Linked DNA regions of Homo sapiens: region 1 is linked to region 2. The links are chromatin loops, found by intact Hi-C in ENCODE. Cell type or tissue: Caco-2. All regions are shown on one strand. Links, peaks and the distances in the headings refer to the core of each region. The heading gives the core; the rest is flanking DNA.

The links. A loop is a pair of places that touch in the nucleus more often than their neighbours do. Peaks named below come from ENCODE experiments on the same cell type or tissue, not always from the same donor. Only the 100,000 strongest peaks of a DNase experiment are listed, where the experiment ranks them.
Region 1: a loop joins it to region 2, with 2.3 times the contacts of the local background. A loop is called at or near these places in 2 of 110 quality-filtered maps.

What each region holds. Positions count from the first base shown.
Region 1 is chr15:59,331,781-59,347,758 of GRCh38, reverse strand. The region is part of intron 1 of MYO1E (myosin IE); the gene reads left to right. It also overlaps the pseudogene RNU6-212P. Among named protein-coding and RNA genes, the nearest start is that of MYO1E, 33 kb to the left of the region's middle. RefSeq lists an enhancer at 12,112-12,181. In Caco-2, for the core only: no CTCF peak of the experiment used is centred there; a DNase peak (open chromatin) is centred at 8,215.
Region 2 is chr15:59,250,077-59,266,054 of GRCh38, reverse strand. MYO1E (myosin IE) reads left to right here. Exons shown (of 28, transcript NM_004998.4): 3 at 4,546-4,635; 4 at 9,677-9,771. Among named protein-coding and RNA genes, the nearest start is that of LDHAL6B, 51 kb to the right of the region's middle. In Caco-2, for the core only: no CTCF peak of the experiment used is centred there; DNase peaks (open chromatin) are centred at 9,334, 9,854 and 10,214.

The DNA.
Region 1 (15,978 bases), core at 3,977-11,976, 83 kb before region 2:
AAAATAATTTATTCACTGGTGCATTCTTTGTCTCCTGTTGTGAAGTGCCACCTTTATCTTATGTTAAATTCATATCTATCATATGTTTCTAGCCTCTTCTGTTTCCTTGATCCTTTTCTTTATTCCTAAACCAGTTGCTAGTACCACATTCTATAATTACTCTAGTTTCGGAATATGTTTTAATTTTTATTTTTGGCAAGACTTTACTAATTAAATTCCTTTTTAAGTGAGTTCTTGGCAATTTATACTCATTTACTCTTCCAGATAAAATTTAGAATCAATGTGTCAAAGTTCCATAAGAAAATCTCTTTGGAACTTTGGTTGGAGTAGCATGAACCCTCTAGAGCAGCAGTCCCCAACCTTTTTGGCACCAGGGACCGGTTTCGTGGAAGACAGCTTTTCTGCAGCCTGGGGTGTGGAGTGGGGATGGTTTTGGGAGAAAACTGTTCCACCTCAGATAATCGGTATTAGATTCTCATTAGAAGCGCGCAGCCTGGATCCTGCGTATATTCGGTTCACAATGGGCTTTGTGCTTCTATGGGAATCTAGTGCTGCTTTGATCTTACAGGAGGCGGAGCTCAGGCGGTAATGCTTGCTCACCAGCCACTCACCTGCTGCTGTGCAGCCCGGTTCCTGACAGGCCACTGCCAGCACGGGTCCATGGCCCCGGGGTTGGGAACCCGTGCTCTAGAGCACTTTGAGAAGGTGAACGTCTTTGTAACTGATGCCTTATACCCACAGACATGGTGTCCTTCCCCATCAGCCCTTCTTTCAGGGGCCTCCATTCATCTTTATGCTTTTCTTTACACAATTCTTTCACTTTTTTTTTTTTTTCTTTTTGGGAGACAAGGTCTCGCTCTGTCACCCAGGCTGGAATGCAGTGGCATGATCAGGGCTCACTGCAACCTCCACCTCCTGGGATCAATCAATCCTCCCATCTCAGCCTCCTGAGTAGCTGGAACTACAGCTGTGTGCCTTCATGCCCAGCTAATTTTATTTGTTTATTTTGTAGAGATAAGGTTTTGCCATGTTACCCAGGCTGGTCTTGAACTCCTGGGCTCTAGTGATCCTCCAAAAGTGCTGGGATTACAGTCGTGAGACACCATGCCCAGCCATCTTCCCCATTTCTTAAGTTTATTACTGGCATTTTATTACCCTTGTTACTGATTTGAATGGGATATTTCCTAAAACATTGTCTTTTGAAAATATTAATAATTTTATCCATAGTTCTTATAATTTAATGGATATCATGTCATAACCCACAGAATTACAAGAATCTCCCTCACCTGAATATAGAGGGATTGTAGCATTTTGAGGCATTCCATTTTTTACTCTTGCTTCAAAAACATGAGACAAAACAGGTTCTCCTCAAGTGTCCCAGTGCACTCTTCTTCATTAATAGAGTGGCCTGGGCTATGGGGCCGTCATTCGTAGGCTCTTTGGCAGGGTTGCAGAAGGAGCTGAGTCTGGGCTGAATGTGATCCATGGTGGGACACAGCCTGCAGTTCGTGCTTCTGAATAGGTCCCTGGTCGGGGGCTGGATGTTCAGTGATGCACCTCGTCATCCTGAGGTCAAGAAAGCACAAGTGGAAGAAGGGGAAAGATGTGTTAATTCTGCCTAGCTGAATGAGGGATTCAGAAGTGGGAGCCAGACCTTTGCTTACAATCTCAGAAGGAAAAAATGTTGATTCCAGGAATCAAGTAATTCTAAGAACCAATTATATAAAAAGTGTTTTGCAAACTATAAAGTGATATTCACTCACATGCATTCGGAAGTACTACCTCCACGTGTTTTAGCTGCATTTGAAAGTCTTTTAGAAAGAAAGCAATGCAACTGCTGGATAAAACCTCATCCCTCTACCCCAGAATTGTTGTCACAGCTTTAAGGAAGTTTTATGTGAAAGCAGAGGAAAGTAACAGTAACTCTTTAATCCAGACATGTGTCTAAACCATGGATAACTCACAGAAGGCCTTAGAGACTCTGAGAATTGGTAAATATTCTATACATCCTTAGCATCCACAGGCTAAATACCCCTCCATTCCCTGAGTCAGGGCATGCCAGCTGTTAACAATGTTCTATTCCTGGTACCTCTCTCTTTGCATTTCCCTGTCTTTCCTCAATCATCTTGTATCACAGGAAGTATAAAAGTAGTTAGGCAGTTCTATTTTTTGACAGCAGATGAAAAGCCAAAGTTAAAGGTCAATGCTTAACCCACTGGCTTCTAATAAGCTGGTAAAGCTGGGCAATATAGTAAGACCCCTATTTCTAAAAACATTTTTTTAATTAGCTGAGTGTGGTGGCACATGTGCCTGTAGTCCCAGCTAATCAGGAGGCAGAGGCAGGAGAATCCCTTGAGCACAGGATTTTGAGGCTCCCCAAGAGAAAGCTGAGGCTCAGAGAGGGTAATGTGTGGTAAGAGTTAAACTCTCAGTCCTGATACCTTTGCTTTTTTATGCTGTATTTCTTCTGCAATATTCTGCACTTTGCTTAGGTTTTTTTTTTTTCTCTCTCTCTCATTTAAATACTTCAACTGCCTGTCTGATCTGTTAGCCATTCTGTGTACCATTATCTGATTGCTTTTAGAAAAGAGCTTCCAGTGGGCTCAATGTGTTTAATCTGCTGTGGCTTCTGAAGTCCCTCATCTTCAGGGAGAAGTGGCTCTTCTGTCTACCCGATTGGTCAAGCCTCTTTCTTTCTTGATGTTTTTTCTTCATAAAAAGTTAGGCATTTAAAATTTTTTCTGTTTGTCTTTCTAAATAAAGTACTTCAAGTTATTTTGAAAGCTCTGGTCATATCCTATCAATATGCAAACAGATGAGTTGATTTTTAAAAAATGACATGCTGGTTTGAGTTCTTGGTCTTTTAGTACCTATTGATTCTAGTGCCTATTGACTGGCTAATGGCTGCTTGTATTTATTGAATCTAAATATTATGCTCTTTGATTGGTGGTGCCCTGGCAGCACTCCCCGTGGGCCTGTGGGGTGGAGAACACGGGAAGAGATACCTGCTTGGGGAAAGGTGGGAGGTAAGAGTGGGAAGGACTTTGGTGGTTTTGGTGCCAGCTTAGCCACAGTAGAATAAAGTACTCAGTAGATTTCTAACATTTCTGACTCCAGACCCTGGTTCCCTGATAGCATCTCTGGACCTACCTGGGCCCAGGGCTGTCCTGAAGGAAAGGACACAAGCCTAGCTGGCTTCACTACTTGATGATTGTAGAGCCCTAGGGCCTTGAGGGAACATAGGCCAGATAATTATACAGGCCTTGGGCAAGACCCAGTGTTGTGCTGGCTTCAGGTCAGACCTGCAGTCCCCAGTGGTGGTGGCCATAGGGGTGCTTTTGTCACCCTTCCCCTAGCTCCACACATCTCAGCACAGAGAGCAAAACTCTGTTTGGGAAAAAGTAAAGGAAAAGAACAAGAGTCTCTGCCTGGTAATCCAGAGAGTTCTTTTGGATCTTACACAAGACCACCAAGGCAGTACCTCTACGAGTCCGCAAGAACTACAGTGTTACTGGGCTTGGGGTACCCCATAATGCAGATACGGCTGTGGTGTCCACAAACTTAGATCATAACAACCAAGTCCCTTTGAATACTTGGAAAGCCTTCCCAAGAAGGATGGGTACAAACAACTCCAGATTGTGAAGCCTACAATAAATTCTTAACTCTTCAGTGCCTAGACATCCATGAATATCCACAAGCATCAAAACCATCTGGGAAAACATGGCCTTACCAAATGAAATAAATTGACCAGGGGTCAATCCCAGAGAGACAGAGATATGGGACCTTTCAGAAAGAGAGCTTAAAATAGCTGTTTTGAGGAAACTCAAATTCAAGGTAACACAGAGGAGGAACTCAGAATATTATCAGATACATTTAACAAAGGAATTGAAGTAAGTTAAGAGAATCAGGCAGAAATTCTCGAGCTGCTGAATGCAATTGACGTACTGAAGAATGCGTCAGAGTCTGTTAGTAGCAGAACTGATCAAGCAGAAGAAAGAATTAGTGAGCTTGAAGACAGACTATTTGAAAATACACAGTCAGAGGAGACAAAAGAAAAAAGAATAAAAAAGAATGAAGCCCACCTACAAGATCTAGAAAATAGCTTCAGAAGGGCAAATCCAAGAATTATTGGCCTTAAAGGAGGTAGAGAGAGAGAGATAATGGTGGAAAGTTTATTCAAAGGGATAATAAGATAACTTCCCAAACAAAAGATATCAAAGTTTAAGTACAAGAAGGTTATAGAACACCAAGCAGATTTAACTAAAAGGAAATTACCTCAAGGCATGTAATAACAAAACTCCCAAAGGTCAAGGATAAAGAAAGGATCCTAAAAGCAGTAACAGAAAATAAACAAATAACATATGATGGAGCTCCAACACGTCTGGCAGCAGACTTTTCAGTGGAAACTGTACAGGCCAGGAGAGAGTGGCATAAAGTGCTGAAGCATTAAAAAAAAAAAAAGAGTTCACTCTAGAATGGTATATCTGGCAAAAATATCCTCCAAACATGAAGGAAAAATTAAGACCTTCCCAGACAAACAAAAGCTGAGGGATTTATCAACCCCAGGCCTATCCTACAAGAAATGCTAAAGGGAGTTCTTCAATCTGAAAGAAAAGGATGTTAACAAGCAATGAGAAATCATCTGAAGGTACAAAACTCACTGGTAATAGTAAGTACACAGAAAAACACAGAATATTATAACAGTATAATAGTAGTGTGTAAACTATACATATCTCAAATAGAAAGATGAAAGGATGAACCCATAAAAAATAATAACTTTTCAAGGCATAGACAGTACAGTAAGATAAATAGAAACAACAAAATGTTAAAAAGTGGGGAGACAAAATTATAGAGTTTTTATTGGTTGTCTTTTTGCTTTTTGTTTATGCAATCGATGTTAAGTTGTGATCAGTTTAAAATAATGGGTTATAAGATGTTATTTGCAAGCCTCATGGTAACCTCAAATCTAAAAAACATACAACAGGTACACAGAAAATAAAAAGGAAGAATTTAAAATGTGCCAACTGAGAAAATCACCTTAAAGGAAGATAGGAAAGAAGGACAGAAGGAAGAGAAGACCACAAAACAACCAGACAACAAATAACAAAGTGGCAGGAGTAAGGCCTCACTTATCAGTAATAACATTGAATGTAAATAGACTAAACTCTGCAATCAAAAGACATAGAATAGCTGAATGGATAAAAAGCAAGACCCAAGGATCTGTTGCCTACAAGCAACACACTTCACCAAATCAAATGAAAATGGATGAATGACCTAAATCTAAGACTTCAAACTATGAAACTACTAAAAGAAAACATTGGGAAGACTCCAGGACATTGGTCTAAGCAAAGATTTTTTGGACAAATGGGATCACATCAAGTTAAAAAGCTTCCTTCCACACAGCAAAAGAAAAAATCAACAAAATGAAGAGACAACCCACAGAATGGGAGAAAATATTTGCAAACTTTCCATCTCACAAGGGTTTAATCACCAGAATACAGAAGGAACTCAAATAACTCTGTAGGAAAAAATCTAATCTGATTTTAAAATGGGCAAAAGATATCAATAGACATTTCTCAAAAGAAGACATACAAATGGCAAACAGGTGTATGAAAAGGTGCTCAACACCACTGAAAATCAGAGACATGCCAATGAAAACTACAATGAGGTATCATCTCACCCAAGTAAAAATGGCTTTTATCCAGAAGACGGGCAATAATGAATGCTGGCAAGGATGTGAAGAAAAGGGGAAAAGGGAACTCTCATACACCGTTGGTGGAAATATAAATGAGTATAGCCACTGTGGAGAACAGAAGGGCGGTTCCTTAAAAACTAAAAACAGAGCTAGCTACCTTATGATCCAGCAATTCCATTGGTAGGTGTATACCTTAAAGAAAGGATATAAGCATATGGAAGAGATAGCTGCACTCCCATGTTTATCCTAGCACTATTCACAATAGCAAATATTTGGAATCAACCTAAGTGTCCATCAAATGATGAATGAAATCATTCATCACATAAAGAAGATGTGGTACAGATACACAACAGAGTACTAATCAGCAATAAAAAAGAATGAAACCCTGTCATTTGTCATTTGCAAGAATATGAATGGAACTGGAGGTCATTATGTTAAGTGAAATAAGCTAGGCACAGAAAGACAGATTTCATATTTTCTCACTTATTTGTGGGAGCTAAAAATTAAAAGTATTGAACTCATAGAGATAGGGAATAGAATGATGGTTACCAGAGGCTGGGAAGGAGAACTGGGGAGACAGGGGTTATGGTTAATGGGTACAAAGAAATAGTTAGAAATAATAGAATGAATAAGAGCTAGCATTTGCATGCTCACAGTAACACGTATACTAAAATTGGAATGACACAGAGAAGATTAGCATGGCTCCTGAGCAAGGATGTCATGCAAATTCATGAAGTGTATTTTAAATGTTATTGAAAAAAAAAATCTAGTGTTTGCTAGCACAACAGAAAGACTATAGTCAATAATAATTTGTGCATTTAAAAATAACTAAAAGAGTATTACTGGATTTTTTGAAACACAAAGGATAAATCCTTGAGGGTGTGGATACCCCATTTTCGATCATGTGATTATTACACATTGCATGCCTGTATCAAAATATCCATATACACCTACTTATATATGCCCAAAAATTAAAAATTAAAATGAATTTTATGTTCTTTGAAGATTTTTCTTTTTTTCTTTTTTTTCTTTTTTTTTTTTTTTTTTGAGATGGAGTCTCGCTCTGTCCCAGGCTGGAGTGCTGTGGCGGGATCTCAGCTCACTGCAACCTCTGCCTCCCCTGTTCAAGCTTTTCTACCTCAGCCTCCCGAGTAGCTGGGATTACAGGTGTGTGCCACCACGCCCAGCTGATTTTTGTATTTTTAGTAGAGATGGGGTTTCACCATGTTGGCCAGGCTGGTCTTGAACTGCTGACCTCGTGATCCTCCCGCCTCAGCCTCCCAAAGTGCTGGGATTACAGGCATGAGCCACCATGCCTGGCTGAAGATTTTTCTTAAATCCTTCCTGATTTTATTCCTGAATAAAAACCAAATATTATAAAGTTAGTTTTACTTTGGACATTAAATGTCCAAGCAAATTAGAAATAAAAAATAGTAAGAGGAGTAATGAACTTAGAAACGGCAGTTATTTGCAAAGGCAATTGTAAACATGTCATTTGATGCTACTGTTATTTGATACTACACATGGTAAAAACACAGTGAGTGACGTCATAGAAAACCAACTCAAGTATTACTTTTTCCTGACAATTTTCCTCCTCCTTCCAATAGTCCATAGAAATTAGACTGTCTAGAGAAAGTAAAACAAAAACACAGCACATCACGGAAATAGAACCTCAAAAAAAAAAAGGTTAATGTGAAAAGTTTGCCTTATTTAATTTAACGATCAGGCGGGGTTTAAAAAATTGCTATTTTTTTTGAGACAAGGTGTCGCTTGTCATCCTGGCTGGAGTTCAGTGGCACGATCATGGCTCACTGCAGCCTCGATCTCCTGGGTTCAAGCGATCCTCATGCTTCTCGATTATAGGTTGCACACCACCATGCCCAGCCAATTTAAAAAATATTTTGTAGAGGTCAGATGCAGTGGCTCATGCCTGTAATCCCAGCACTTTGGGAGGCCGAGACAGGCAGATCACCTGAGGTCAGGAGTTTGAGACTAGCCTGGCCAACATGGCAAAATTCTGTCTCTACTAAAAATACAACAACAAAAAAATTAGCCAGATGTGGTAGCGGACACCTGTAATCCCAGCTACTAGGGAGGCTGAGACAGGAGAATTGCTTGAACCCAGAAGGCAGAGGTTGCAGTAAGCCGGGATTGTGCCACCGCATTCCAGGCTAGGCGACAGAGCAAGACTCTGTCAAAAAAAAAAAAAACAAAAAAAAGTATGTATATATAAAATTTTGTAGAGAAGGTATCTCGCTATATTGTCTAGGCTGGTCTTTAACTCCTGGGCTCAAGCAGTCTTCAGGCCTTGGCCGCAAAACTGCTGGGATTACAGGCTGGAGCCACCATACATGGACTGAATTTTTAAAATTCTTAGTAGGGAGACCTTTTAATTGGAAGTTGACTATAGGAACGAGAAGGAAACTGGGTGACTGAACAACCCTATTAGGAGAGAAACACAGATGAATCAACATGAAGAATGTCTGGGATGGGAGCCTAACATGCCCAGAGCTGCCCTTTTGTGTCTCTTGGGAGGGGCTGTGTTCTGGATGAAGGCAGTCAATAGGAGGCTGGACTACTGTGAATATCGGGGTAGTGAAGTTGAGAAATACCAATTCTACAGTATGGAGTCAGTTAGGTCAAAGGTTTTGTACGTCAAATAACCAAGCTATCTTACATTTCTGTCTCCATTTGGAAACCAGAAGGTCAGTCAAATATTTGGTTAGAAAACCAGGAACAGGAAAACATCTCTTGTTACACATAAAATCTGTATCCAAGCACTGTGTATCATTCCACACCATCCATTAGAACCAGTGGAGAGGAAGGCTCTGAAAGGTTTCTGTCTATTGAGGTTTGATAAAATGGAAGAGTTTAGTACCCATTATTACTACTTCAAGTTGAATAAAATGTGTCATTGACATTTTCTTTTTTTGAGACAGAGTCTTGCTCTGCCACCCAGGCTGGAGTGCAGTGGCACAATCTTGGCTCACTGCAACCTCTGTATCCCAGGTTCAAGCAATTCTCATGCCTCAGCCTCCCCAGTAGCAGGGATTACAGGCATGTGCCACCACGCCTGGCTAATTTTTGTATTTTTAATAGAGATGAGGTCTCGCCATGTTGGCCAGGCTGGTTTTGAACTCCTGGCCTCAGGTGATCCACCTGCCTCGGCCTCCAAAAATGCTGGGATTACAGGCATGAGCCACAGCGCCCAGCCTGATGTTTTATTTATAGGGTGCACTCTTCATTGTTTAAATGTCTATTTTTAGATGTTGATAGACCTTTGTAGGTAGTTTCACCCCTGTCTTTGGTTCTCTTGCACTGTTTGCCCCATATCATTCTAAATTTTTACCCAAATGGGTTTTCAAGGACCTTGCTCCTCCTGCCTGTGGGAAGTGGTTACAGGTTAGCAATAGTTGAAACTCCCCTACTGTTTTTCCCAGCTTAGCAGGGTGGTTGGAGACCAGCCCCAATACTCCTGAGAGCCCATAGAGACAGTCCTGGCTCAGCACTGAGGACATCTTGCAGGCAGGGTTGGCTGAGTGTTTTATGGAGCGAGCTTAAGAGGAGATGTTCTAAAACCAGAGAGGAAACATTTTTCTCTGTTCTCTGCAATTCAGCAGGTGATATCCCTTCATGGATTTATAATAAACACAGTCCTCTCATTGACCAAGGTTGAAAAACTCAGAAAGTTTGCTCAGCACAGATCTGGGAGTCAGGAACGTACTATGTGCTGTGGAAGACATTTCAACTCCTCTTTCAAGCAAAAAAAAAAAAAAAAAGTCAATACTGATCTAGTTTATATAGCTATTATAAAAAATTATATTAATGAAAATAGAAATTCATTTGTAAGTAGAGACAGCTACCAAATTCCTAAGCAATCTATTCATTTTTGTTTTTTTTTTTAGACTTGAACACTTTTTCTTGCCTTGCCTCACAATGCAGTTGTCAATATAGGGCCACTTTAGTTACACCTATTACCTGACTCTGCAAAGACCACAGAGCTTATTTCCTTTAGAAGGATTTTGTTTGATTAATTTACACTCTTCGCTGACATTTCTCAGTTGAGTAGGAGGAAAAAAAGGAGTTTAATTTAACCATATTAGCCACATCATGGACAGGGAAATGTATGGAGGATGTTTAAGTGATTTGCCTTATTGAGTAAAGATATATCTAAGCTTAGATTTTACTTTGTCCTATAAGAACTCTGTGAGCGAGATTTTTTTTTCTTTTTTGAGATGGAGTCTTGCTCTGTTGCCTAGGCTGGAGTGCAGTGGCACGATCCCAGCTCACTGCAACCTCCACCTCCTGGGTTCAAGCGATTCTCCTGCCTCAGCCTCCCGAGTAGCTGGGATTACAGGAGCAAACCACCACGCCCGGCTAATTTTTTATACTTTTAGTAGAGACGGGGTTTCTCCATGTTGGTCAGGCTGGTTTCGAACTCTTGACCTCAAGTGATTTGTCTGCCTTGGCTGCCCAAAGTGCTGGGATTACAGGCGTGAGCCACTGTGCCCAGCCGAGCGAAATATTTTTGACTATAGTAGTCTGAATGTTCTTTTAAGTTTCATAATGTAGGCTAAAGCTCTATTTTCTGCCAAATGCGAAATTGTAGAACAGAATAAAACCATGTGCTTTATATTATACGAATTATATCTGATGAATGTTCATGTTTAGAAAAATCACAATCAAGCTCAGCAGTTGTAGATATGGATAACACAACTCCATTCCTGAGCAGAGCAGGTTTCATCATAATTGCCTGCCTTATGTTTTGTTTTCATACCTGTAGTAAACTTAGGAAACTTAAAAATTATTCAATAGAAATTTAGAGTGTGGAGCCCTGGTTTGAATCCTGGCTCTTGTCATCTTAATCAGTTCCCTCCATTTTTACATCTGTAAAACGGAAATATTCATAATAATAAAACACCTCCATAAGAATCAAATGAAATAAAGTAGAAGTGCTTTGTAAAAGATAAACAATTCAATAACTGTACAATTCAGTAACTGCAAGGAGGTATTATATAAGCATAGATTTTTTTTTTTAAAACTAGGAGTTGTCAACCCAAATGTCCATCAATGATAGACAGGATAAAGAAAACGTGGCACATATATACTGTGGAATACTATGCAGCCATAAAAAAGGATGAGTTCATGTCCTTTGCAGGGACATGGATGAAGCTGGAAACCGTCATTCTCAGCAAACCAGCCTAGGAGCAGAAAACCAAACACCGCATGTTCTCACTGACAAGTGGGAGCTGAACAATGAGAACACGTGGACCAGGGAGGGGAACATCACACACTGGGGCCTGTCAGGGGGTGGGGGGCTAGGGGAGGGGTAGGAGAATTATCTGATGTAGATGATGGGTTGATGGATGCAGCAAACCATCATGGCACGTGTATACCTATGTAACAAACCCGCACGTTCTGCAAATGTATCCCAGAACTTAAAGTATAATTAAAAAACAAAACAAAACAAAAAAAGACCAGGGGTGTACTATGTGAATTACTGGAGGTATCAGAGAATTCTCAGATGATCCAACACATGTCCAAAATTCAAGTACTATTAAAAACACATAATTTTAAAAATAAAAGTTACTTATGAAAGCCTGACTGCTAGTTTTAAAGGGACATAAATAAACCTTATTTACCTTATTTATGTATGTCCCTTTGAATCTAGGGTTTTTTCTTTTCTTTTTTTTGAGACAGCGTTTCACTCCCATCACCGAGACTGGAGTGCAGTGGCATGATCTCGGCTCACTGCAACCTCCATCTCCTGGGCTCAAGCAATTCTCCTGCCTCAGCCTCTGAGTAGCTGGGACTACAGGGCCACGCCATCGCACCCAGCTAATTTTTGTATTTTTTTTAGACATGGCGTTTTGGCATGTTGTCCAGGCTGGTCTCAAACTCCTAGCCTCAAGTGATCTGCCCGCTTCAGCCTCCCAAAATGTTGGGATTACAGGCCTGAGCTACTGCACTCGGCCTAGTTTTTTTTTAATTCCAGAAAAAGTTTCAAGATTTTTTTTTTTTTTTGCTTTTGTGTTAATATTTTGGGTGTAGTGGGAGAGGGGGTAGCACACTTGAGTTGCTGCAGGACTTGTTTTTTTGTGTGACCAGAGAGAGCCCACAGCACACAGCCGGGTTCTCATTGGAAAGGCATCAGAACAAGTGTGTGCAGACAGCACCGCTTATAGTCCGTGACACTCATTCCTCCGCATGAATCAGGGCCACACATGGCTTCAGATGATACAGGTTCTTTCCTGACATCTCAAGGGGAGTCATTTGAATGCGTCCGTGTCTCTCCCACTACCTCTCAAAATGCCGGACTAAGTTAATTGGTAAATAAATGCTCAGGCTGCTTAGCAGTGGCCTATCTCTGAGGCATGAGGTCTAATATAGTTTAAATGTAAGTCCATCGTGGCCTCCAAGTAGCTAGGAAAACAGGTGGGGGACTTCAAAGAGATCTGAGAGCAAGCCTGGCCGGGTCTCTTGTACTTTTCCAGCCCTGGCTTATGTGTGGGACAATGGTGAAAAGCAGCCCTTGAGGTAGAACCAAGTGGGTTTTTTTTTTATTCATATTCGGCACAGATTTATTGATGCAGAAAACATGCTCTCCTGATGTGGCCACAGAATCATCACTTGCTTCTTTCAAAATCCGTAAAATCTTGCATTCTGTGGTATTTGGCAGATTACATCTCATACTGTAGCAGCCTGCGCTTGCCAGCTGAAGTGTCTGAAAGTAGCTTGGAGTCGTTTTCACACTCTTTGATGCTAGTCCACCTTTTACTACATACCAAGGATAGTACATATATCCACCAAGTGGTGCCAAATCTTGTTCTTTATTCTTCTTAAATTTGAACGTCAAAATTGCACTTTAATAATAAAAATATAAAGCCATGAGCTATGCAAATAATGAATAAAGATTATTCTGAGTAGGCTTAGATGCCACAAGAATGCCCTTGTTTTTCTCTTTCACGGTTTGACCCAGTGTGGTGTGAATGTTCTCTTTGAGACAATCTTTGTGTTAAATCTTTACACTAATAAATGTGTTAGAACTTCTTCAGGGATATTCTTAGCGAGGAGGAGTTGGTGGATGTGTTTTTTGCAAATAGGCTTCCTTTGTCTGCTTGGCAATTCTCTATGAGGTTTCTGAAAGTGTGACCTGTACGTGAGACATCTAAGTGGATGGAGCAAAATGAGGGAGACATATATGCCAGTCTGATAAGTAAATCATTCTTGTAGTCAGTGTGGAAGAGTTGGCAAATTTCTCTCTGATTTCCTTCTGTTTTTGACCCTGCCAGGCTGAACCCAAAGACCCAGCATTGTGACTGGAAGGGCCTGCGAAAGAAAGCCCTTGCCAAGTGATCTCTGTATAATCGTCTTTCAGAGACTTAATAAGCTTTGGAGAATATTTGGATGAAGTTGGCAGTTTTATTGATACCATCTGATTCTACTTTGGTCCTGTAGCAGTTTCTGCCACTTTGTCACCAGTGGGGGGAATATGCTGTTACCATAATGGAAAAGGAGGACATTTGGTAGCATTTTTCTGTGTTTATGTCAGGAGTCGTCTAAAATGGTCATTTTTTTTTTTTTTTAAGAAAAACAACATATGCGTACAAAGTAGGTGTATATATTTATGGGGTACATGCAATATTTTGATACAGTCCTACAATGCATAATAATCACATCAGGATAAATGGGGTATCCATCACCTTAAGCCTTTATAATTTCTTTGTGTTACAAACATTCCAATTATACTTTTAGTTATTTTTACTTATTTATTTATTTTGAGACAGGGTCTCATTTGGTTACCCAGGCTGGAGTGCAGTGATGCAATAATCATGGTTCACTGCAGCCTTGACCTCCTGGGCTCAGGTGACCCTCCTGCTTCAGCTTCCTGAGTCGCTGGAACTACAGGCGTGTGCCACCATGCCAGGCTAATTTTTAAAGTTTTTGTACAGATGGAGTGTCACTATGTTGCCCAGCCGGGTCTCAAGCGATCCTTCCACTTTGGTCTCCCAAAACATTGCTATTACAGGTGTGAGTCATTGTGCCCCACTGACGAGAGGTTCTTCATATTTCTTTTATATCCACTGCCACAAAACTGAGTGCAATTGGTCTATTCAGTCAGGAAGTCGCTTACCTTTCATGTGCTTCCCTATTACCTGGGCATATTTCCAGGGGGTTTCAGAGGAAGAAGTAGCTCTTTCCTATGAGGATATATGCTGGTTCTGAAGTGTTTACTTAGATGCATAGTGGAAGCTCAAAAAATATTTACTGAACTCACTCTTGTGGTTTAGCTTTCAACTATAAACATAGGAATAAAGGGAGAAAAAAGCATGAAAAACTAGAAGCTGAAAGCCAGGCAGGAAGAGAATGGATCTAGAAAGAAGTAGGAAGTCCATTTGCTCAGAGGAAGGATACCCACTCACCAATGGGAAATAGGTCCAGTGTTGTGTGGTAGGGTTGTGGGTAGTAGTAGTAATTTCACAATGGGTGTGGGAGGTTGGTGAGTAGATGGACTAGATTCAAAAGTAGATACCTCGCTCTCACCTATAGCCTAGCAGTTTGGGAGGCCGAGACAGGAGGATCGCTTGAGCCCAGAAGTTTGAGATTAGCCTGGCCAACATGGCAAAACTCCATCTCTACAAAAAATACAAAAATTACCCAGGCGCGGTGGTGGAGTGCCTGTAATCCCAGCTACTCCGGGGGTTGCTGTGGTGGAGGATCACTTGAGCCTGGGAGTTCAAGGCTGCAGCCAGCCAAGATTGCACCACTGCACTCCAGCCTGGGTAACAGAGCGAGGCCCTGTCTCCAAAAAAGAAAAAGAAAAAGAAAGAAAGTAGATAGTGATGAAGCTGGATAGTTAAAACAGAAACTTGAAAAGCAAGATGTGGAACTGGGATATAGGATTTCAGAGTTTAAAAGAAATGTGACATTTCTTAGTGGATTGTCCTTCAGTTGTGTTTACTAAGCAACTGTCAGCTAGTGAGATTACTGTGTATGGCCAATCCAGATAAATAAGACGATCAAGTCTTTATGAAAAGGAAAGAAAAATTTGGAATGCACATCTCTGTCCAGCTCAATTCCTCACTCCTTTTTTAAGATGGAGAGCTGTTAGGTTTGTCTACACAGTAGGAAACACCTGATTAAATAACAGCATGGAGCCAATCTTGACAAAGAAATTGGCTGCATCCAATAGAATCCCAGGGCCGGTCGTGGTGGCTCATGCCTGTAATCCCAACACTTTGGGCGGCCGAGGTGGGAGGATCACTTGAGCTTTGGTCTCAGGGCTTTGAGACCAGCCTGGACAGCATAGTGAGACCTCGTCTCTAAAAAATTAAATTAAAAAAAAAAATAGAGCGCCAGCAAAGTCAATTCCTGAACTCTCTTCTGTTCAGTAGTAGCAAAAATGCCTGATCTAAGTGATGGGGAAAGTTAGTTTATGTGGCTGTAGCATCAGACACATCACTGACAATCCTGCTGTGGATTTATAGCACAGGGGACACTACATCTAGAAACACCTGTCTGTGGACTGCTGCTGCTGTCAGGTTAGTAATCTGTGTATTCTAATGAGAATGGACGTGGCCTCCCTAGTGTCAGCCACATAATGGAAATCCTAGATCAGCATGCTTACTTCTTCCCATCTAATTGCAAGTTGTAATTTGTAAATAATGGGTTTACTTTTTAATTTTGAGAAGGTAAATGTGTTGCTGTACAAAAGCCCAGGATTCCTTCCCGTTAAATCGGCAGCATTCTTGGACACAGTAAATCCTATCACACACTTTTGTCTCACAAAAGAAGTAGCGGCAGTTAGAAGACTTTGAATTCTCCCTTACCCGTGACTTTGAGCAAGTGATTTAACCTCTCAGACAACACAGTTCCTCATTTGCAAAATGGAAATAATGTCTACATTATCTATTTCTACTCACAGAGTTGTTTTAGGACACAAAATGGTAAAGGAAGGAAAAGCTAAGTTACTGCAACATGGTAGGATACTTTTGCTTTTAAATTTAATTTATACGCATCCCAATTTTTATCTAGAACCTAGATTTCAGGCTAAAGAAGAGAGCCGTTGGGCTTCATTCCACTTGTAGTAGCCTCACGTTACCCTTACTGTGAAATTAGTCTTTGTTTCCTTTCATCTCTTTTGAATATCACCCTTGCCCTGCAATAATAAAAGAGAGCTGCATGCAGTGAAATCAAACCATGAAATTATAGAATTGTAGAGCCAGAACTAGCTACATATAAACAGAAAAGAAAATTTGATTGAAACATTAATAATTTTCATC
Region 2 (15,978 bases), core at 5,442-13,441:
TTTATTTTCTTTAAATCAATTAAATTCTCCTTAGTTTTTCTGTAGAAACAGCCATTTTATTTTTTGAGACTTTTTTTTAAATTTTTTATTTTATTTTATTTGCTCTGTCACCTAAGCTGGAGAGCAATGGTGTGATCACAGTTCGCTGCAGCCTTGCCTTCCCAGGCCTAAGTGATCCTCCCACCTCAGCCTCCCAAGTAGCTGGGACTACATGTGAAGACCACCATGCCTGGCAATTTTTTTTTTTTTTTTTTTTTTTTTTAAGGAGATGGGGTCTCAGTATATTGCCCAGGCTGGTCTCGAACTCCTGGACTCAAGCAATCATCCCACTTGTCCTCCCACAGTGTTGTGATTATAGCACCCAACCAGAAACAGCCATTTTAAACCAAACTTTATTTTTTAGGTGTCTTCCCAAATAGTATTATCCCCAAGAACCCTACTGATAAATTTAGGGAGCAGGTACAAATTTCCCTCTTCATTTCATTCTGACCTGAGTCATTGATTCACGATTGGCCTAGAATAGTCCAAAATAAATTTTTGTTTTTGTTTTTTTTCCTGAATATCTCCTTAACCAGGCCCTAATCAGAATTTATGTAATCTACTTGGTGAAAAATCAAGACTTAATGAGATATCTCTTTATATAGCAAATTAACAGTTTTTAAAATGTTGGTCACTTTAGGAGCTCATATGCAACTGAATTCATATTTATTGAGTAACCAAGGGATTGGTGGGGAGGTGGTACCTTTGTCTGTTGTCCTGAGGGCAGCCCTTTATTCTTTGTGTGCAGTGATCAATTTGTCTAGGACAAGGCGGCAGTAACCACATTCCCTTTACAACTAAGGGAACAAGTACCCTCCTCCATGGAAGGAGCTTATTTGCCTGTTTGTTTTTCCCTGGGGATAGATGTAGACATGAAATAAACATCTTCCTCTTCTGAAGTGAAGATGGTTCTAGCAGTGCTGTGTTTCTTTAAAATTGGGTTTACCATAAGAATCATTATTACTTCATTCATTAATTGTTTGTTTGTTTTCTTTTTTGGGAGCCAGGGTCTGGCTCTGTTGCCCAGGCTGGAGTGCAGTGGCATGATCATGGCTCACTGCAACCTCGACCTGCTTGGCTTAAGCAATCCTCCCACCTCAGCAGGAACTACAGGCACGTACCAACCAACATGCTTGGCTAATTTTAAAAAAATTTTTTGTAGAGATGAGGTCTCACTAGATTGCCCAGGCTGGTTTCGAACTCCTGAGCTCAAGGGGTCCACCCACCTTATTCTCCCGAAGTGCTAGGACTACAGGCTTGAGCCACCACAACCTGCTCGTTCATTCAATTTTGATTAGGTCCTTACCAATTAGAAAAGATACTTTAAAAATCCACCTAAGGGAATTAGGTTTTCGAGTATGCAAAGCATCAGAGAATCTAAGTTAGAAGAGGCTGCCAATTTAGGGTTGCCAGATAAAATTCAGGACTGCTGGTTAAGTTTGAATTTCAGATAAACAACAAGTTACTTTTTACTATAAGTATGTACCAAATATTACTGGGGAACATACTTATTTGGAACATACTTAAAAAAATTCTTGTTTGAATGACTTTCCAATTTAACTAGTTTTCTGTGTTTTTATTTGCTAAATCTGGCTACCAGTAATAATATTAACGCAACAGTACCTGCTTATCTTAGACATTCTAGCTTTTGATTAAGAGTATGGGCGTGGGATCCAGACTGCCTGAGTTTGAATCCTAGCTCTGCCACTTATAGTGTGTGACCTTAAGCAACTTTTAAAAATTTCTCCGTGCCTCAGTTTCCCTGTACAGGCTGAGTATCCTTAATCTGAAAATTCCAAATTTGAAATGCTGCAAAGTTTGAAATGTTTTGATAATCGACACGATGCTCTTCAGAGCATTTCGATTTTGGATTTTTGGGTTAGGGATGCTGAACTGGTGGTGAGTGTAATGCAAACGTTCCAAAATATGAAAAAAAGCACAATCTGCAAAAAGCATTTTGGATAAGGGACAGTCAACCTGAAGTCAAATAGGTTGTTATTTGGTGCTAAGATGTAAATGTATATGTGTTTAATTAATTTTATGACGCCTTATTGAGTCTTGGCTACGGCATCATGGACGTCTTACCTGCTTGATAATTTTAACAGTACATGTATGTGTCCTAAATTTTCACTAATCTATCATTGGCCTCATCTGACTTTGGCAATTGGGAATACATTTTCCATGGCCCTTCTTCCATAACTCTTCAGTAATTTTCAGTTATGGCTCAATCACTGTCTCATCAGCATTTTCTCTTAGCACTATGGCCTGCCCTTAGACCAGAACTGGGCACTGCTGAAGTGGTCTTAAAACCACTTCATCTTCCCTAATAGCAATTCATGTTCCACCCCTTCAAGTATGAAGATCTTTCTGGTCAGTGACAAAGAGAAGTAAAAGCATAATCATGTCATTCTGCATGCTTACCTTTGTATATGCACAATAATCTAAAATATTATCTTTAAAAAAATTATATGATTATATGATCCATCTCACATTGATTTGTATTAAGTAGTAATAACACTGTGTCTAATAGAAACTAACAAACCATTGCCTCTAAAACAGCACCTGGCATGTTAAGCCACACTTGAAACATGCATCATGATTTGAGATATTACATGATAAAACATGTGCCTTAGAGGATATTAATTAAGGAAAAGCCATTACTATGTGCTGTGCTCACAGTGCTGAGTGTTCTATAATTATTTTATTTAAGTAAAATGAGACTATCAGGTAGGTCCTATTTTATCTCCATCAGCACCAGCCAATCTGACTGAACACCTGGGCTGGTTTTCATGGTACACAGGTCTTAATATGTAAATATAAAAATGTTCTCCTGTGGGAGGAAATCTCATAGTTTTAAGTCTTTATCTAAAACTATATATTTGTAAATAACTTTCTGTTTAACAATTTATTTGTAAAATTTCTAAACACCTTGAAATTGATCATTGAAAGAAACAGTTTTGAATGTCTCTGTGTGTTGTTTAGATTTTTTTTCTCCATGAAGTCAAGAAGTTATATTTATTCTCTCCATGAAGTCAAGAAGTTATATATATTCTATTTATTTTGTTCACTGTCATATCCCGAGCATCTAAAACAGTGCCTGGCATGTTAAGTAAGCACCCAATTCAAATTAGTTGATTGTTGAATGAATAATTGGAAATATTTTTCATGTGATCATAAGTCTTCATTTATTTTCATATATTAAAATGTGTAAAATTTTTAAGGCCCAGCATAAGCATAGCCTCTCTGAGAGGCCATCTTGTATTCCCCAAGCAGAAATAATACCTTCTTTCCCTAAACCTGATGTAGGTGGGTTTATAATTTTCTTCTCTGAAAACTACCTTATTTATGATTATTACTGTTATTTTGAGACAAGGTCTCTTTCTGTCACCCAGGCTGGAATGCGGTGACGTGATCTTGGCTTGCTGTAACCTCTGATCTGGGCTCACTGCAACCTCCGACTCCTGGCCTCAAGCAATCCTCCCGCCTCAGCCTGCCCAGTAGCTGGGACTGCAGGCACACGCCCCCATGCCTGGCTAATGTTTTTGTTTTTGTTTTTGTTTTTTTAGAGATGGAGTTTTGCTATGTTGCCCAGGCCGGCCTCAAACTCCTGGCCTAAAGCGATCCACCCCCTTGGCCTTCTAACATGCTGGGAGTACAGACAGGCATGAGCCACTGCACCTGGCCAGAAAATTACCTCATTGATGCCTTTTAATTCCTCTAAGCTTCTGGAGAACAGAGCTGTTAGTTCATCTTGTATCCCTGTATTTGTTAAATAAGTAGATGAATATTTTTTTTTATTTTTTTTTTGGAGACAAGAGTCTCACTATGTTGCCCAGGCTGGAGTGCAGTGACATGATCTTGGCTCACTGCAACCTCCGCCTCATGGGTTCAGACGATTCTCCTGCCTCAGCCTCCTGAGTACAGTAGCAGGGACTACAGGCGTGTGCCACCACAGCTGGCTAATTTTTGTATTTTTAGTAGAGACGGAGTTTCACCATGTCGGCCAGGCTAGTCTCGAGCTCCTGACCTCAAATGATCTCCCCACCTCAGCCTCCCAAAGTGCTGGGATTACAGGCATGAGCCATCACGCCCGGCTGATGAATATGTTTTTAGTGTACCTAACGGATACGAAAGTTCAAAGGAAAAAATGCATATCATTTGAGGGGAGGACTGATAACTGCTTTTTTCACTCTTTGGCCATTTTTCCTTTGTTTTCTTTTCTCCTTGCTGTACGTGTCACCCATCTTGAAAGAATGTGCTTTAGTTCATTTAAAATAATGATTTCATTTTGTAGCACCTTGGTAATTTATTACTCTTCCTTAGGAGGAATAAAGCCTGTGCTAGTTGGATGATTGCTTTCGTCTTTACTTGTAATCTTTTAGAAAACAAGTACACAAACTTTCCACTTGGACAGTCATTGTGAATTCTTGATAACATCTGGTTACTTAATTTGAAAAATGTGTAGCTATGAATATTAATGATGGACCTTAACTGAGTTAAATTCAGACATATATAGGATCTGTATTAATCTCAGTCAACCCTTTCAAGCAGATGCCATATTTTGGGGAAAAGGAAATTGAAATGTACCAAGGAGCGGTAAGTTACGTGTCACATAAATTACTGCCTTATTTAGGGCTTTTATGATGCAGACATGGTTTTTCTTGAAGTTAGCAGTACTTTTGCACTTTTCTATTATGAATTTTTTATTGGAGAAACTTGAGTGACATTGTTTGATTTTTAATGATCTGCTTTTTATTTTTATTTTTTAATTTTTATTATTTTATTTTTATTTTATTATTATTATTTTTTTTGAGACAGAATTTTGCTCTTGTTGCCCAGGCTGGGCATGATCTCCGCTCACTGCAACCTCCGCCTTCCGGGTTCAAACAATTCTCCTGCCTCAGCCTCCCAAGTAGCTGAGATTACAGGCATGCACCACCACACCTGGCTAATTTTGTATTTTTAGTAGAGACGGTATTTCACCATGTTGGTCAGGCTAGTCTTGAACGCCTGACCTCAGGTGATCCACCTGCCTCAGCCTCCCAAAGTGCTGGTGAGCCACCACGCCTGGCCAATGATCTGCTTTTTAGAGCAGAGCTCAAAAAAGCTTAGGACTGTCTAATATTTGAGCCTTATTTGCATAGAAAATTAGTTAAATAGGATGTAGGACCTACAGCTTAGGGATCTTCCTGCTTCCATATATGCCACAAAAATCTAAGGAATAAAAATCAGTTATGGGTAAAAAAATAGAGCAATGGGTACTGATTTGCAGAATCAGAACCATTGTTAAACTATGACTATGACTTCAACATGAAAAATGAATCTTGTATTACTTCATTTATTAATTTGACCCTGGTTCCTATTCATAATCAGCTCCATAGCCATTTCAGTTGTATAGTAAAAATGGAAGCTGTAATTCTCCTTAATATATTTTATTCTGTGGTTCATCACTTCCCCAGGCCTCCCCATCTCTGCATCTTTTTCCTTTCCTTTTCCTTCCCACTGCAGCAGAAGCACAAGAGTATTCATTAATCCTGACCCCTAAAAAGCAAACAAAAGAGAGCCCACACAAATTCATCAGTTGAAGTGGAAGGCAATTTACCCAGAGCAAGAGCCCACCCCATTGTTGCCAGATGAATGGTGCTGGTAGCTGGAGCCGAAGGAGGCTGCCACGCGAAAGACCTTTGATAATGCTGCCTTTATGGGAGCCCAGCACAAGGGAAACACTGTCAGCAGAGGCTGGCCCTGCCCTAGTGCCCTGATCAGCAGGCGCACAGAGCTGGCTTGGCGTCCTCAATGACAGCCAAGGCGCTGTAGATGGTAGTGCTGTGCATGTGTGTTTCTCTCCAGTTTTCTGAAAAGGGTTGCTGTATACACATCCCTTTTAGACCATTTATCTTTTGAAGTGTTCTCTTTAAGGAAATGTAGAATTTCTAAAAAATATGCTCAATTTTACTGCTAATAGTAACAGATTATTGTAAAACTGGTATTTACTGAGTGCCATGTACTATGTTATACTTGCAGCAATAATAAAACAGCCCTGGATGCTGGCTGTGTCATAACATCTATCTCCATTTCACAGATGAGGAAACTGAGGCTCAGAGAGATGAAGTACTAAAATCTACTGAGTGATGGAGCTAGGAGTTGAAGTCAGGTCCTAATGACTTTGAGAGTCTCAGGGGAGGGAAGAATCAGGTAAAGGAAATGCCCACTCTATAGTTTTGTCACAGATAGCTGAGAGGTTCAGTAAGACCACAGATAGGAAACGAGTTTGGAAAATATAGAGTGACATGCAAAGGTCAAGTATGACAGTTCAGCAGCGTTGAAGCCTTACTGGGCAATGACTTTCCCCCACTGCCCATAGCTTGCTTTTCACTCCATTTCCTTCCATTTTCCATCTTCGTGTCTTTCTTACAGTCCTCTACTTTCTCATTTTCAAAGAGTCATTAATGTTGTTTGTGCACTTGAGACCAGAAACCCAAAATGAGGGTAACTGAGAGGGGTGCTAAGGGCTAAGTTTTGGTGACACTCTCACCTAAGTGAGAACCTGACCTAAAGAGGGGAATTTTTAAACAAAATTATGAGAGTCCATTGTTTTGGACTGATCTCATGCAGTAGCCCCTAACAGACCAGACCAAACCAAACCAACATGGAATCACTCATGTTACATGTGACATAATCGAAACTTTAAAGAAACAGACCAGGAGATGCCAGCAGGAGGAGGTCCGCTCTACTCTAACCCTTACAAAAAGTAACCTAGAGTCTTTGTTCCAATCTTACAAACCCTACTGTTCTGTTATTTCTCAATGATATTTGAGAACAAGTAAGTACATTTTTACAATGGTGACAGAGTGACATCAGTGCCTAAAGTTTTGGTCAGTGTCTCAAAATTGAGAGGATGACCAAAAGAGGGAAATTGGACTGGGCATGGTGGCTCATGCCTATAATCCCAGCACATTGGGAAGCCAAGGTGGGAGGATCACTGGAGCCCAGGAGTTCAAGACCAGCCTGGGCAACATGGTGAGACCCTGTCTCTATTTAAAAACAAAAACAAAAAAAAACAAGAGAGGGGAATTGTTAAATTAAGTTTAGCCTAAAGCTGCCTCCTTACATATTTTAAGTTGGATCTAAATGTTTTCTTCTTTTTTTTTTTTCTTTTGAAACAAAGTCTCACTCTGTCACCCATGCTGAAGCGCAGTGCTGTGATCTTGGCTCACAGGAACCTCCACCTCCAGGACTCAAGCGATCCCCCGACCGCAGCTTCCCAAGCAAATAGCTGGGACTACAGGCACACACCACCATGTCCAGCTAATTTTGTTTCTTTTTTGTAGAGAGGAGGTCTCACTATGTTGCCCAGGTTGATCTGGAACTGCTGGGTTCGAGTGATCCTCTGGCCTTGCCTCAGAAAGTGCTGGGATTACAGGCATTAGCCATCACACCCAGCGCTAAATGTTTCTCTGTGCACAGTGAACTGTAGCCTAACCAGATGTATAAACAAACTATAACCTACTTTTCTGCCAGTCACTGAGTTTTGGCCAATCAAAGGTGGCCAACTATTCAAACTGTGTTCAAATAAGGCAAATTCTAAACTAATCTGTAACTAATCTGGCTGTTTCTGTACCTCACTTCCATTTTCTAGATATATATTTTTTTGTTTGTTTGTTTTGTTTTGAGACGGAGTCTCGCTCTTCACCAGACTGGAGTGCAATACTGCAATCTCAGCTCACTGCAACCTCCACCTCCTGGATTCAAGCAATTCTCCTGCCTCAGCCTCCTGAGTAGCTGGGATTACAGGCATCTGCCAACACGCCTGGCTAATTTTTGTGTTTTTAGTAGATACTGGGTTTTGCCACGTTGGCCAGACTGGTCTCGGACTCCTGACCTCAAGTGATCCTCCCACCTCAGCCTCCCAAAGTGCTGAGATTACAGGCCTGAGCCAGGGCCAGCCCTCACTTCCATTTTCTGTATATCACTTTCCTTTTTCTGCCCAAAAATCTTATGGCATATGGCAGCACTGGAGGCTCTGTGAATCTATTCTTGTTCCAGGGCGGCCTTATTCACGAAGCATTCTTTGCTCAGTTAAACTCTGTTAAATTAAAATAATAATTATAATAATCCTGCACAATCTTATTGTGGACTAGAAGTCCATTTAAAACCATATCCTGAGGTCCTATCCAGGTATCCACTCCTAACCATAAGGTTAAGGCAGAGATCACATATTCTGGTTCCTGCATAGGGTTCTTTAGGTGACCAGTCCTAGGCATAGCTTGCAGCCCTCACTGGGTAGCTCCCCCTATGAGCCCCCTGCCTACAGCATGGGAAGAACACTGGGTATCGGATACAAAGCCCCCTCATCCTAACCCCTCCCCACCAAACTCTCATCTTCCAGAGCATGGCAGTGAGCAGCAACTTCTCAGCCAGGCCCCCTTTTCTACAGTAAGTCACTGCACAATGAAATGGATTAAGTAAATTAATCCAAAGATGGATTAAGTACGTTAAGCTTCACCTTTGTATATCACTCTGTCTTTTCAAATTGCTTTCCCATCCGTCATTTACACTGTGAGACTTGCAGCTTGGACGCTATTATTCCCACAATTGTAGCTCACTGCGTCCTCCAACTCCTGGACTCAAGCTGTCCTCCCACCTCAGCCTCCCAAGTAGCTAGGACTGCAGGCATGTGCTACCACACCCAGCTAATTAAATTTGTGTGTGTGTGTGGAGACTAGACTCCAAGTCCTAGGGTTAAACAACTCTTCTGCCTCAGCCTACCAAGTAGCTTGGAGTGATTACAGGCTAGGAGTGTTCTTTCTCCATATATACTCAACAAAGTATTTCTCTTTTTAGTAATTTTTGAGGTTGTGGTAAAGGTAGGTGTCAAGAAATTGTATAAAGCAGGGCTGAAGTCAGCCTGATAATTTATTAAGCATGGAAAATGTATTTAGTTTGATATTTGTGCATAGCTAAGATATCCCATAAGATGAAATCACAAACCCAGGAGAATATCTTAGCGTGGTAGGATTTTTTTTTCCAATAGAGATGAAACAAACTGGCCAAACTAGCTTATCCCTTTAAAGAACCACACCTTCTTGCCCTCTTCTTATGGAAAGATTTAAGTATTTTTTCTGATCCATAGATAATCTCACCTAATTCCCTCTGAGGCCCCAGAATCTACAACGTGGCCTCTTAGAAAAAATTATGTAAGAGTTTAGAATTCTGGTAGAAGTCAGATCTAGGTGTTTGGCAGGCCTCTCCAAAGACCTGTTGCCCAAGTGTCTACAGAAACATTTAGAAATGGACTGTCACCTGCAGAGGCGTGTATGGGTGGAAGGGTGGGGTGTTGGAGTGTCTAAAGACACGGGGCACATCCGGAAGGCTGAATCATGGATATGCCTACGGGAGACTGCTTCCAAATTCCGTCTTAATTTTGTGAGGGTGTAACCTTGATGACCTAGGAAGTTTTATGAATTCTTGTATCATGCAACCTTTAAGATGTAATGATAGGCATTGGAACTATAGTGCACGATTCGTTTCCAAATTCAGGAAAAGAAATTGAGTGTATTGCCTATCTGACCATGATTTTGTTTTTATTTTTAAATTTTTATTATTATTTATGTATTATTATTTTTTGCTTTTCTAGGCACAGTATGAAAACCCACCACATATCTATGCCCTTGCAGATAATATGTACAGAAACATGATCATTGACAGAGAGAACCAGTGCGTCATTATCAGGTATGAAGAAGATCCTTATCAGTGGGCGTGGAAGATATGAGACTATGCTGTGGTTATGGATTTCGGTCGATAAGCAGTGGTTTTGCAACAGCTACTGATGTCACAGCCTGGTTAATGTGTCTGAGTAGCAAGCAGGTTAGCTGCTTTATCTTGCTTTATTTATAACTCTATATAATAGAGCTCCATATCATAAAACTTTTGAGCTTCCATGGGATTGCAGTAAGTATAATAAACATGTTTTCACTGTTTAGTCAGATGAATTCCTTTTCTGTAGGTCCCTATTTTTTCATTCCCTTCATAATTTAGTAGTTCATGTTTGAACATTTTTGGTGAACTTTGTCATTTGCATTGAATTTGGGGGAAGATTACTGGTAATTGCCAGCATTAGGTGTCTGTAGCCACATTTCATAATCCCTCTAGTCTGACATGGCTCTGAATCCTGGCTGGGTTTAAGTCAAGCTTGTCCAACCTGTGGGCTGCAGGCCATGGGCCACATGCGGCCTAGGACAGCTTTCAGTGTGGCCCAAAGCAAATTCGTAAACTTTCTTAAAACATTATGAGATTTTTTTGCAATTTTTTTTAAGCTCTTCAGCTATCGTTTGTGTTAGTGTATTTTATGTGTGGCCCAAGACAATTCTTCTTCTTCCAGTGTGGCCCAGGGAAGCCAAAAGATTGGATACTCCTGCCTTAAGTGCTTTTAAAATTCTGCTTATTTACAAAAATTAGCTGGGCATGGTGGCGCACGCCTCTAATCCCAGATACTAGGGAGACTGAGGTGGGAGAATCGCTTGAGCCTGGGATGAGGAGGTTGCAGTGAGCTGAGATCGTGCCACTGTACTCCAGCCTGAGTGACAGAGTGAGACTCCATCTTGAAAAAAAATAATAAAATAAAATTCTGCTTACTAACTCCAGTTGGGGTGGCTCACACCTGTAAGCCGCAGAGTTTGAGACCAGCCTGGGCAACATGGCGAAACCCCATCTCTACAAAAAAATATAAAAATTAGCCAGGCGTCTGGTGTCATTTGTCTGTAGTCCCAGCTACTGAGGAGGCTGAGTGGGGAGGATCACTTGAGCCAGGGAAGTCAAGGCTGCATTGAGCTGAGATTGTGCCATTGCATTCCAGCCTGGGTAACAGAGCAAGACCCTGTCTCAAAAAAACCAAACCAAACCAAACCAAAAAAAAAGGCTTATACCTTAGTGGAGGCTGAGACAGGCAGATCACTTGAAGTCAGGAGTTCAAGACCAGCCTTGGCAACATGGGGAAACCCTGTCTCTACTAAAAATACAAAAATTAGCCAGGTGTGGTGGTACATGCCTGTAGTCCCAGATACTCAGGAGGCTGAGGCAGGAGAATCACTTGAACCCAGGAGGCGGAAGCTGCAGTGAGCCAAGATCACGCCACTGCAGTCCAGCCTGGGCGACAGACTGAGACTCCATATCAAGAAAAAAAAAAGCTCTGCTTACTATTGTGAATATTTTCAAACACTAGAAAGTATAAGCATCCATATTCTCATCACCTAGAATTTGACAGTTCACAATCTTATCATACGTATTTGTGTTCATCTTTTTTAGTTAATTTTTCTGAGACATTTTTGGGAAAAAAAAAACCTTTTATTGTGGATAATTACAAATATACACAAAATGAGAAAGAATAGTAGAATGTGTCCCTGTATATCTATTATCCATTTTGCACTGTTGTCAGTATATGGCCAATTCTGTTTTATTTGGTCCTCCCATTCTGTCCCACTTGATTACTTAAAGCAAATCTGGCAGGGCATGGCAGTAGATTCATTTCCAAGGTCAAGAAAAGAGTATATGTAATACTAGCACTTTGGGAAGCCAGGGGGCAGGAGGATCACTTGAGGCCAGGAATTGGAGATCAGCCCGGACAACATAGCAAACCCTGTCTCCATAAAAAAGTTTTTTTAATTAGCTGGGTGTGGTGGTGCACACCTGTAGCCCTAGCTACTAGGGAGGCTGAGGCAGGGAGATCGCTTGAGCTCAGGAGTTTGAGATTACAGTGAGCTGTGCTTGAACCACTGCACTCTAGCCAGGCGACAGAGATGGTGTTTTGTTTTGTTTTGTTTTTTTAATAAAGCAAACCCAAAGATCCCCTTTATTCCTCAATAATTAGTATGTGCCTCTAAGAAATCATTCTTATCACACCTTAAACAGGAAGAATTCTTTTATAGTATCTAATATCAGTATTCCAATTCCATGATTTTCCTATAAATTCTTTTTTATAGTTGGTTTATTTTTATTTAGGATCCAAACAAGGCCTACACACCGCACCTGGTTGCTGTGTCTCTTAGGTGTCTCGGTCTTTAACAATTTTCCCTTCCCCTTTTTGTTTTCTTGGCTTTGTTAAAAAAAAAAAAAAAAGGTTGTTTGTCCTGTAGATCTTACTATACAGTCTGGCATTGCCTAATTGTATCCTATGATGTTGCTTAAGTATTCCATTGTCCCCTACATTTTCTGTAAATTAATAGTTATATCTAAAAACTTCATTAGACGCCGGGAGTGGTGGTTCACACCTGTGATCCCAGCACTCTTGGGTGGGCAGATTACGAGGTCAGGAGATCAAGACCATCCTGGCCAACATGGTGAAACCCCATCTCTACTAAAATACAAAAAATTAGCCGGGCATGGCGGCGCATGCCTGTAGTCCCAGCTACTTGGGAGGCTGAGGCAGGGAAATCGCTTGAACCCAGGAAGCAGAGTTTTCAGTGAGCTGAGATTGCGCCACTGCACTCAAGCCTGGCGACAGAGTGAGACTCTGTCTCAAAAAAAAAAAAAAAAAAACTCGATCAGACTCAGATTCCGTTTTTGGCAAAGGAAACTTCATCAGTGATGCTGTGCACTTCATGCCTGTTGCTCTCTCTTCGTGTGTCCAGATTGTCAGTGAACCCGTCTGTTATAAATCATTTCAGAGCCATTGTTTAATTAGTGGTTGAAAAATCGTTGTTTTCTAATTCTATTATTTTTCTGCAGTTATTAGTTCTTTTGCTTGGTCACCTTCAAATAAAAACTATGTGGGAAAATTAGACAAAACACTGGATTCACTGCCATTACTCACCTATTTTCAAAACAATTAATTGTTGCCCTAGCAGTCTCCCAAGGTGATGTGTTTTATTTTCAGTATTACTCAAACTAGTGGACTTTTAATATTGTACCTGTTTACATTGCAGTTATACTTTTCAAGGCTGAAATGATCCTGTTGTTGAACAGTGACACTCTTTTTTCTTAGCTCTTATGTCCTTTGGACATGACCGCAGTAGGCTCTGTTGGTTTCCTTCTTTAAGATCTTCTAGCTCATCTTGTATATTTCCTGCGTAGAATCCACAGTCTCTTCAGGGGCCTTGGTTCTTTTCTTTTTCCTTTGCTTTTCCTTTTCTTTTGAGACCAAGTCTCATTCTGTCATCCAGGCTGGAGTGCAGTGGTGTGATCTCAGCTCACCGCAACCTCCGCCTCCTGGGTTCAAGCGATTCTCCTGCCTCAGCCTCCTGAGTGGCTGGGGTTAAGGCATGCACCACCATGCCTGGCTAATTCTTTCGCTTTTTTTTTTTTTTGAGACAGAGTCTCACTCTGTCGCCCAGGCTGGAGTGCAGTGGCACGATCTTGGCTCATTGCAACCTCCGCCTCCTGGGTTCAAGCAGTTCTCCTGCCTCAGCCTCCCGAGTAGCTGGGATTACAGGCACACGCCACCACATCTGGCTAATTTTTGTATTTTCAGTAGAGACGGGGTTTCCCCATGTTGGCCAGGCTGGTCTCAAACTCCTGACCTCAGGTAATCCGCCTGTCTTAGCCTCCCAAATTGCTAGGATTACAGGCATGAGCCACTGCACCCAGCCTCTTTTGCATTTTTAGTAGACAGGGTTTCACCATGTTAGCCAGGCTGGTCTTGAACTCCTGACCTCAAGTTATCTGCCTACCTCAGCTTCCGAAAGTGCTGGGATTACAGGCACGAGGCACCGCACCCCGCTAGGCCTTGGTTCATTTTAATGGGAAATGGCATTAAGAGACCACTAAACTAGACACCAAGAGTGCTCACTGCCCTGTGTTTTCAGTGCCTATAGTTCTTTAAAAGTACAAAGCTAGGGAATATGAGCTTTTTAAGAGAAAAATGAAGTTGAAAAATTAACTGTTTTCAATTAATTTTTAAGATTTCAGAGTTTTTATTTCTTTGATTTTAATTTTTGTATCCCATTTATCTTATGCTGAACAATCTTAGTTCCTGATTACATTAGCAATTATTTGCATTGCATTGTATGCGTTTTAGACAGATAGAATAAGTTTGTTAATGCTGTTAAAGTAACAATACCAATATTATTAGTAGCAATACTGAATTCATTTTAAAATTTCTTTTCTGGTTTTTGTCCAAATATCCAATATTTGCAGTCAAAATACTGGGTTTCATAAAAGTCACTTAAAATAATCCTTTTCTATGTCAACCTGACCTACAGTTGGGTTCATTTATTTCATTTACAATTTCAGTTGTTTTGCATTTTTAAATGTAATTTTGTTTTTATAATTATGCAAAACATTTACATGGTTCCCAAGTCAGTACTGCAAAACATGAGCACTGAAGCATTTCAAGGTAAATACATATCTGAAGTATTTGGAGGTAAATATAGACTTCATGACATTTTACCCCTAAATATTTCCACATGCATCTCTGAGAAATTGAAACATTTTCTTACTGATCCGAAGACCATTATCATAACTCAGTAATTAATAGTACATTTTCAACATCATCTAAAAACTTCAAACTTCTCTAATAGTCGCAAACGTCCTTTTCTGCTGGTTTATGCAAATCAAGTAACGCTGACTGCATTTGGTTATGAATCATAAATTTATTTTTATCCTACCACAATTGCCCTATTACTGCTGTTTTTTTTCATGACACTGACTTTTTGAAGAGACCAAAACTAGTTTTCCTACAGACATCATTTACATTTGTCTAATTGCTTCTTCCTGGTCTCACTATACTTATTCCTTCAGTTGGATTTTCTACAAGTTTAAGGTTATATCTAATGACTTGATCAGATGCAGGTGCAAGTTAAATTTTATGAGGAGGAACACCTGGGTCATGTTGAATTTGGTTGCTTAATAGGAAATGCTTCTGTTTGATACTAAGCGGAGGTCACCGACTACTAGAGAGGCAGGAGGTATTTTCCTAGCTGGAATTTAATGAGGGTCCAGGATGAGTTTTCTGATAGAGTCCTCTGCCCTTTCTCTTTCCTCACATTTTCCCTCTTCTGGGTGTGTGCCAAAACGAGTGGGATGGGAATGGTCTTCTTACATGAGCTTGCTAGTCTGGAGGCCCCCTCAGTCTTCTGCAGCCCACGTGTCTCCCTCCACCTGCACTGCAAGGTCCACCTGCACTGAAGCGGGATGATGCCCACTTCAGATCCTTGTTTCCAGCTGTTCAGGTGGCAGAGATTTCAAGGACCTGCTCCCAAGGATTTCTGTTGCAGTGGCTGTGTTTTCATTTAGGAGATGTGCTTTAATTTAGGAGCTACCTGGAGTTGGGCCAAACTCCAGGTTAAGGACACAGGCCTCCTCGGTAGACTGCCCACCCTGCAGACATCAGCTGCATGTTCAGGGCTCCCCAGGCCACCCTCATCAATTCAGGGGTTCCCACTACCCCCCGCCCCCGCCAGGTTCAGTAGTTCACTAGAACAACTCACAAAACTCAGAAAAGCCCTACACTTAGGATTACAGTTTCGTTCTGGCAAAAGGAGGATACAAATTAAAGCCAAACAAAAGAGGTTGAGGGCGAGGTCTGGGAGGGTCCCGAGGTGGAGTTTCTGGTTTTCCTCTCCCTGTGGAGTCATGGACAGCGCTACCTCCTACCGGTATGAGGTGTGACAATACTCACAGTATTGCCGACCAGAAAACATCACCTGAGCCTCTGATGTTTGGCCTCGATCACGCACCGCCTGCCTGGCCCACCTTCAGTTTCCAGCTGCTCTCGAAGGCTTGTGCAAATGCCTTTAGTTTCCAGTTGGAGGTCAGAATTGCGATGGTATGTCCCAAAGCCCCCGACATAAATCATATCGTCAGACTCTCCTATGGTCAAAGCCCCCAAGAAAGGAAAAGCACTCCTCTTAGGTAGGACATTCCAGGGGCATAGACATCACCGCCCAGTCACCGAGGGCAAAAGCCTGAGCCCTTGAGTTAATTCTCTTCTGCACCAGGGCTGTG